Linked DNA regions of Homo sapiens: region 1 is linked to region 2. Evidence: chromatin contacts called from ENCODE Hi-C or POLR2A ChIA-PET data. All regions are on one chromosome and are shown on one strand. The core of a region is the stretch at or near the end of the contact, and the rest is flanking DNA. Distances in the headings are between cores, read along the strand shown.

The links. A loop is a pair of places that touch in the nucleus more often than their neighbours do. ChIA-PET counts read pairs that join two places held with the same protein, here RNA polymerase II (POLR2A). Pooled maps may share reads with other maps.
Region 1: a pooled map shows a loop between it and region 2 (3-fold over the local background). The contact joins two enhancer-like sites. A Hi-C loop is called at or near these places in 4 of 50 pooled maps. POLR2A ChIA-PET finds 5 or more read pairs at or near these places in 3 of 52 experiments (GM12878, activated CD4-positive, alpha-beta T cell and activated naive CD4-positive, alpha-beta T cell).

The regions. Positions count from the first base shown.
Region 1 is chr20:49,674,104-49,676,803 of GRCh38, forward strand. The region is part of intron 1 of B4GALT5 (beta-1,4-galactosyltransferase 5); the gene reads right to left. Among named protein-coding and RNA genes, the nearest start is that of B4GALT5, 38 kb to the right of the region's middle. RefSeq lists an enhancer at 2,495-2,574. Within about 2 kb of position 1,433, at least 14 of the 41 ENCODE cell types and tissues checked have a DNase peak (open chromatin) inside an H3K27ac peak, as active enhancers do; they include GM12878, where a contact is called at or near this core.
Region 2 is chr20:49,165,140-49,167,971 of GRCh38, forward strand. It overlaps STAU1 (staufen double-stranded RNA binding protein 1), which reads right to left. Exons shown (of 14, transcript NM_017453.4): 3 at 858-1,146. The coding sequence starts at 1,062. Among named protein-coding and RNA genes, the nearest start is that of STAU1, 22 kb to the right of the region's middle. Within about 2 kb of position 1,577, at least 2 of the 41 ENCODE cell types and tissues checked have a DNase peak (open chromatin) inside an H3K27ac peak, as active enhancers do; they include GM12878, where a contact is called at or near this core.

The DNA of each region.
Region 1 (2,700 bases), core at 183-2,682, 510 kb after region 2:
AAATTAGCCAGGTGTGGTGGCAGGTGCCTGTAGTCCCAGCTACTCGGGAGGCTGAGGCAGAGCTTGCAGTGAGCCGAGACTGTGTCACTGCACTCCAGCCTGGGCGACAGAGCAAGACTCCATCTCAAAAAAAAAAAAAAAAAAGATGTGGGAAAAGTTTGGTTTGGGATGTATCTAGATTGCCAACTAAACCTAAATCAAAGTATACTAATATTAAAAATCCTGTAAATGGGCCAGGAATTGTTACAGAGGGAATAAAGACCCTAGCAATGTTCACATAAGAAGTTAAAGCACTGCGGGGTTTTTCTATGCCCGTAAAGTATTCTTTAGTCTTTGGAATCAAGAACTGCATTTAGGGTCGGGTGTGGTGGCTCATGCCTGTAATCCCAACACTTTGGAATTACAAAATCCCAGGAATTAGTAACTTTTTTTAGTGAGTCTGCAAATGTTACTGAATAAGCCAGCCGCAGGACTGCTCATGGAAGGGGAAGGGAGGCACAGGAGACCGAGGTGGGAGGATCACTTGAGCCCAGTAGTTACAGAGACCAGACCAGCCTGGGAAACATAGCGAGACCCCATCCCTATTAAAAAAAAAAAAGAAGAAGAAGAAGAAAAAGAATTGCATTTAGTCTTTACCTATAACGTCCTATAATGTCATAGGTGAACTAAAAGAAATGATAAATATATCCTCCTGTTGTCTCTCAATGGCTTTCCACCACTTTCAAGGTCCAAATTCCTCATGCTTAGTATGACTCAGAAAAGTCCATAAAACCTGGCTCCTGCCTCTGGAATTTCAGTTCTTGCCACTCCCAACTCTACCCACAATGGACAGTTCTCTGGAACCTGCTAAGATCTCAGACAATGCTGCTCCTACTGGCTAGGTGCAAAGACACAAAAACTAAGATTTCAAAAGCAAAAAATCCCGGGAAAAATAATCTATCACAACAAAAGCATGAGCTCAGGAAGAAAAGGGAGTGGAGGGGATAAGAGCAGGGGAGGGGGACCAAACCCAACTTTGCCTCCCTTCCCCTTCCACGAGCAGCCTGGTGGCTGGCTTGTTCCGTGTGTTCAGTAACATTTGCAAGGACCAAAAAAATCACTAATTCCTAAGATTGCTGTTACTCTCAAACAAAAGTCAATTCCCAAGCCCACACACCCCACAGTCAAGCTGAGAGTTAAAACTCAGAAAACTCAAAGGCCTTAGGATACTGACCCTATGCTGGCAACCACATAGCTCAGAAATGCAACAAATATTAAATTATGGTGTCCTGTAATGGATTTACACTTTACTTTTAAATATTAACAAGACGGCCACAGGGAGTAAGTTTATCAAGGGATAAGAATCCTAACAGTACCTCCTAGTTCACTCAGAGGCCAATTAACATTTCCCACCACGCCCAACAACAAGGCTCCTGGGGGTGTTCAAAGTTGCTTATGACCCTGTGGAGCTATCAGCAGGTACCTCTGCCCCAGAACCTATTATGAGCAATGCACTAGGGGCTCGGTGCACAAGGAAACACCTGAACTACAACTACCCAAGCAAATATCATATCTTTGTAGGTTGTCGGGTTTCTTCAGCTGTCTGAAGATACAAAACCTCATGTGACTGTTTGATTTTTAGTCTCTTCTCACCTTGGTCTTCCTTTCTCACAGTTATTTTTAAAATCAGCAACTGGCTAATATTTGAAAACTGTCAGTAGCCAACTGTCCGTTTCACAATTAGATCACTGTTCAAAAGGAGCAGAATTTTCAACTCTAGACTTTAGTTCAACAAGCTAGCAAATCATTACAGGAATGAGTGACTTCATCTTTACAGCTGGGTCGCTGCACTATGAGGCTACACTAAAATATACCTAATTGTTGAATTCCAACATGTCTGTAGGCCCTCCCCGCATCTTCAAGGTTAGAGTTTTTATTATTGCATCCTCCCCCAACCCAACCCCCCCAGACAAAGCTTGGCATTTTCGGAATCCCTACTCATAAAGTGACTCAGTCCACCGATGGGCCAACTGACAAATCCTTAAGGGATTAAGATATTACCAGGTAAAAAGTGACTTTTAAAAATGTACATAATACATATATATGTAGAGAGAGAGAGTGTGTGTGTGTGTGTTACAGGAAAGCTATTAACTATACTATGAATAAAACAAAATTTCACTGAAAATAAAAGTGATCAGGTAGCACTGACTACAACCTTCTAAATTCCCCCTAAATGAATCCACAGAAAGACTTTCTTGAAGGGTCTTTTGCTAATTTGCGGTTAGAACACAACACACTCAAGAAAATGATGCTCACAGCAGGACACTAATACTAAGTAATTTCTGAGATTATGTCTGCATTTGTGCTAAATAATTTATGCTAGGAGCAGAAATAAAAGCAGAGATGAAGTTAAGCTATTGATTGAAGACTGTGCTAACCCCATTAAAAATAAAGAGAGGTATGAATGTGTGCCTTCACAACTCAGCTCAGGATATACTTGCCAACTGAGCTCTTCCTTCCGTAAGAAGGCCCATTGCTCTTGGCTACTGCGCAGGGGCTATGAAGGCCCCATGGTTCTAGGACTAGAGCAGATGCGTACAAACTCCCTAAAGTCACAGGAAGGAAGGGGAGGCACAACTGGAGAGAAGTTGGTGAACTGCCTCTCTGGCCCATAGGGGCATGAGGGCGGGGGGCACAGAATAAAACCATAAAGCAATAATT
Region 2 (2,832 bases), core at 327-2,826:
GTTCAAGTGATTCTTCTATATCAGCCTCCCGAATAGCTGGGACTACAGGCACGCACCACCATGCCCAGCTATTTTTTGTATTTTTAGTAGAGACGGAGTCTCACCATATTGGCCAGGCTGGTCTCGAACTCATGACCTCGTGATCTGCCCGCCTTGGCCTCCCAAAGTGCTGGGATTACAGGCGTGAGCCACCGCGCCCGGCCTATTTTTTCTTTTTTTGAGACAGTGTCTCCCTCTTGCCCAGGCTGGAGTGAAGTGGCACAGTCTCAGCTCACTGCAACCTCCACCTCCAGGGTTCAGGCAATTATCCTGCCTCAGCCTCCTGAGTAGCTGTTATGGGCGTGCATCACCAAGCCCAGCTAGTTTGTGTATTTTTTGTAGAGGCAGGGTTTCACCATGTTGGCCAGGCTGGTCTCAAACTCCTGACCTCTGCTGATCCACCTGCCTCAACCTCCCAAAGTGCTGGGATTACAGGCGTGAGCCACGGCACCTGGCTTGTTCTGGGAAATAATTTTAAATGCAGAATTATCCCATACAACGATGAATATCCAAGGTGGTATTTACTGCTCAATTCTTTCTGCCAGCCACCGCTCTTTAACAGATGAGGCTTTATAGTGTGAGTAGTTTTCAGCTTTCAATTCTCTTTCTCACAACCTACAATCGTCTGTCAACTGAGGCCCCTGTCAACCCCTTACACAACCAGTGTTCTATATCTGGGATAAAGAAGTGTGGGTGGTGATACTTTCTTTTGCTTTTTGAAGGTAAATGTGAGAGCTCCCTAAATCTGCAACCTATCAGATCAGAAAACAGGGTAAGAAAACATTTGAAATAGAAGACACTTGGATTCATATGCTTACCTGCAGCTGCACTGGTGGATGTAATAGATGCAGAGGGTAAAGCAGAGTTTTGAATGGGTCTACCTGCATTTTCAGAGGGCAGAGAGCTAGTAGTAGAAGGAATACTCATCAAAGGCTGTGAGAGAAGAGACTGGTTCTTGTTCAGTATTTGGCTCCCTGAGAGAGCAGCAGATGGGTTCTGAACTTGCACTTGAACTTGAGACATGGTCACTTTCAACAAAAGTGAACAAATGCAGGTAAACAGCTTTCAGTGCAGGTTAATTCAGTGCTATGAAGTCTAAAGTTCTACCTAAAAGTTGTAAGGGAAAGAAAATAAAAAGGTAAATTATAGAGGAGATATGTAATTGCCAATATTCAGTCAAAATGGTGTCACCTACTGACTTATGAAAATAGCTCCATTTAGCATGTAGCTATGTTGATTTATTCGAAATATGTTTCTCCTTGGTATACAGTAAGTTTCTTGGCCTTGTGACTTTCCCACAGTGTTTTTTAAGTGATTTACAATACCTGTGTGCTCTGCATATTCATTATACAAAGAGAATCAGTAGGGTATAATATTTATTGGTGAGTATTAAGAATTGCAAACTATAGCTTACATTCAAAAATGCAAATTTGAAAGTATGGAGAGGTTTCCATAGTAATTGGGGCACAGTAAGGTTTCTTTCTGGTCTCAAAATTACAAGAAACTGAAAGCAAACTAGGTTTATCATACCAGGAACAGGTGAATGTGAACACTGCTTCCTCTTAAGGACCAAGGCTCAGACTGACAACCTTAGGGCCTTAAGTTGACAGAAGGAAGGTAGGATACTTCTGCTGTTTCTTTTTCTTTATGGTGATGAGAGATGTATTGTTTTCCTAAAAGGCTTGTTTGAGGTCTCATTTAATTATAGAACCCAAACAAGGAAACTATCACAACCCTACCCAGGCTCACAGATCCTGAGAAGTGATGTGAGTAACAAAGACCATACTAGAGAATTTATACTATTAAAAGCAAAAGTGGAGATGAAGAAGACAGGAATGGATTTTAGACTGGCAATTTTACTGGTGTGGTTGGGTGGGGGAGCACTGGAGCTTGTTTACTTCATATTGTAAATTAAGAGAATAATGAAGGCATTACTTCTAAATACATTAAATTTCTTCACGAGACAAAAATAAGGACAGTTGTGTTCATTTTCATGGCCATCCTTTAAAAGCTGAAAATGTTTTTAATGAGTCAAAGTACTTAAAAATAACCAGTGGCAACAAAGAACAGAAATGACAGGTCTCTCAGGAAATAGCCAACCAATGCAGAAACCAGCAAACCAACTAATTAGAAGTTCTATTATAAAGAAACAGTTACTTTAATTTTTTTTAAGTATCAAAATGATTTTTAAAGCTGGTCCTCAAGAAAGAGATGAATGACCAGAGCAATTAAGCTACTTGAGGAGTCCTAACACATTCTCTCTTACTGAGAGCAAAAAGGACTGCAAAACTCAAAAGAAACTCAAGCGAAATGTGACTCTGGATAGCAGAGGCATAAGTATTACCTTATTCAACAAAATTCCCCAAGAGTGCAGTTGTTCCTTTTTACTTTCAGAATCAGAACAAAATAACAGAGGCGTTCCATTGAAGATCTACATAATGGTCTTAGAAGACAAGTCGCCAGTGTCAAGAAACAAGTCCAGAACCATTCAGAAGTCAGCTATGACCTTATTTCATTGGGTTTTTTTTCCGTCAGCTGCTAAAATAGAAACACTTTTTTCCTCCTCTCTTCCCCTCTCTTCATTTATTCACTCACTCCTCCTTTTCCTGCTTTTTGTAAACTATCTTGAGAGCACTTTTTAAAACAAAAAAGTCACTTGTGTATGTACGACTTCACAACACCAACCACAGGTCTCAAGGTCAAAAAATGAGCTAGGAGTAAAGTATCTGCTCCAGAATCTACCCCCATCCCAGAAAGAGCAACCCAACTGTGTCCTGAGTGGCTCTTAGAGTT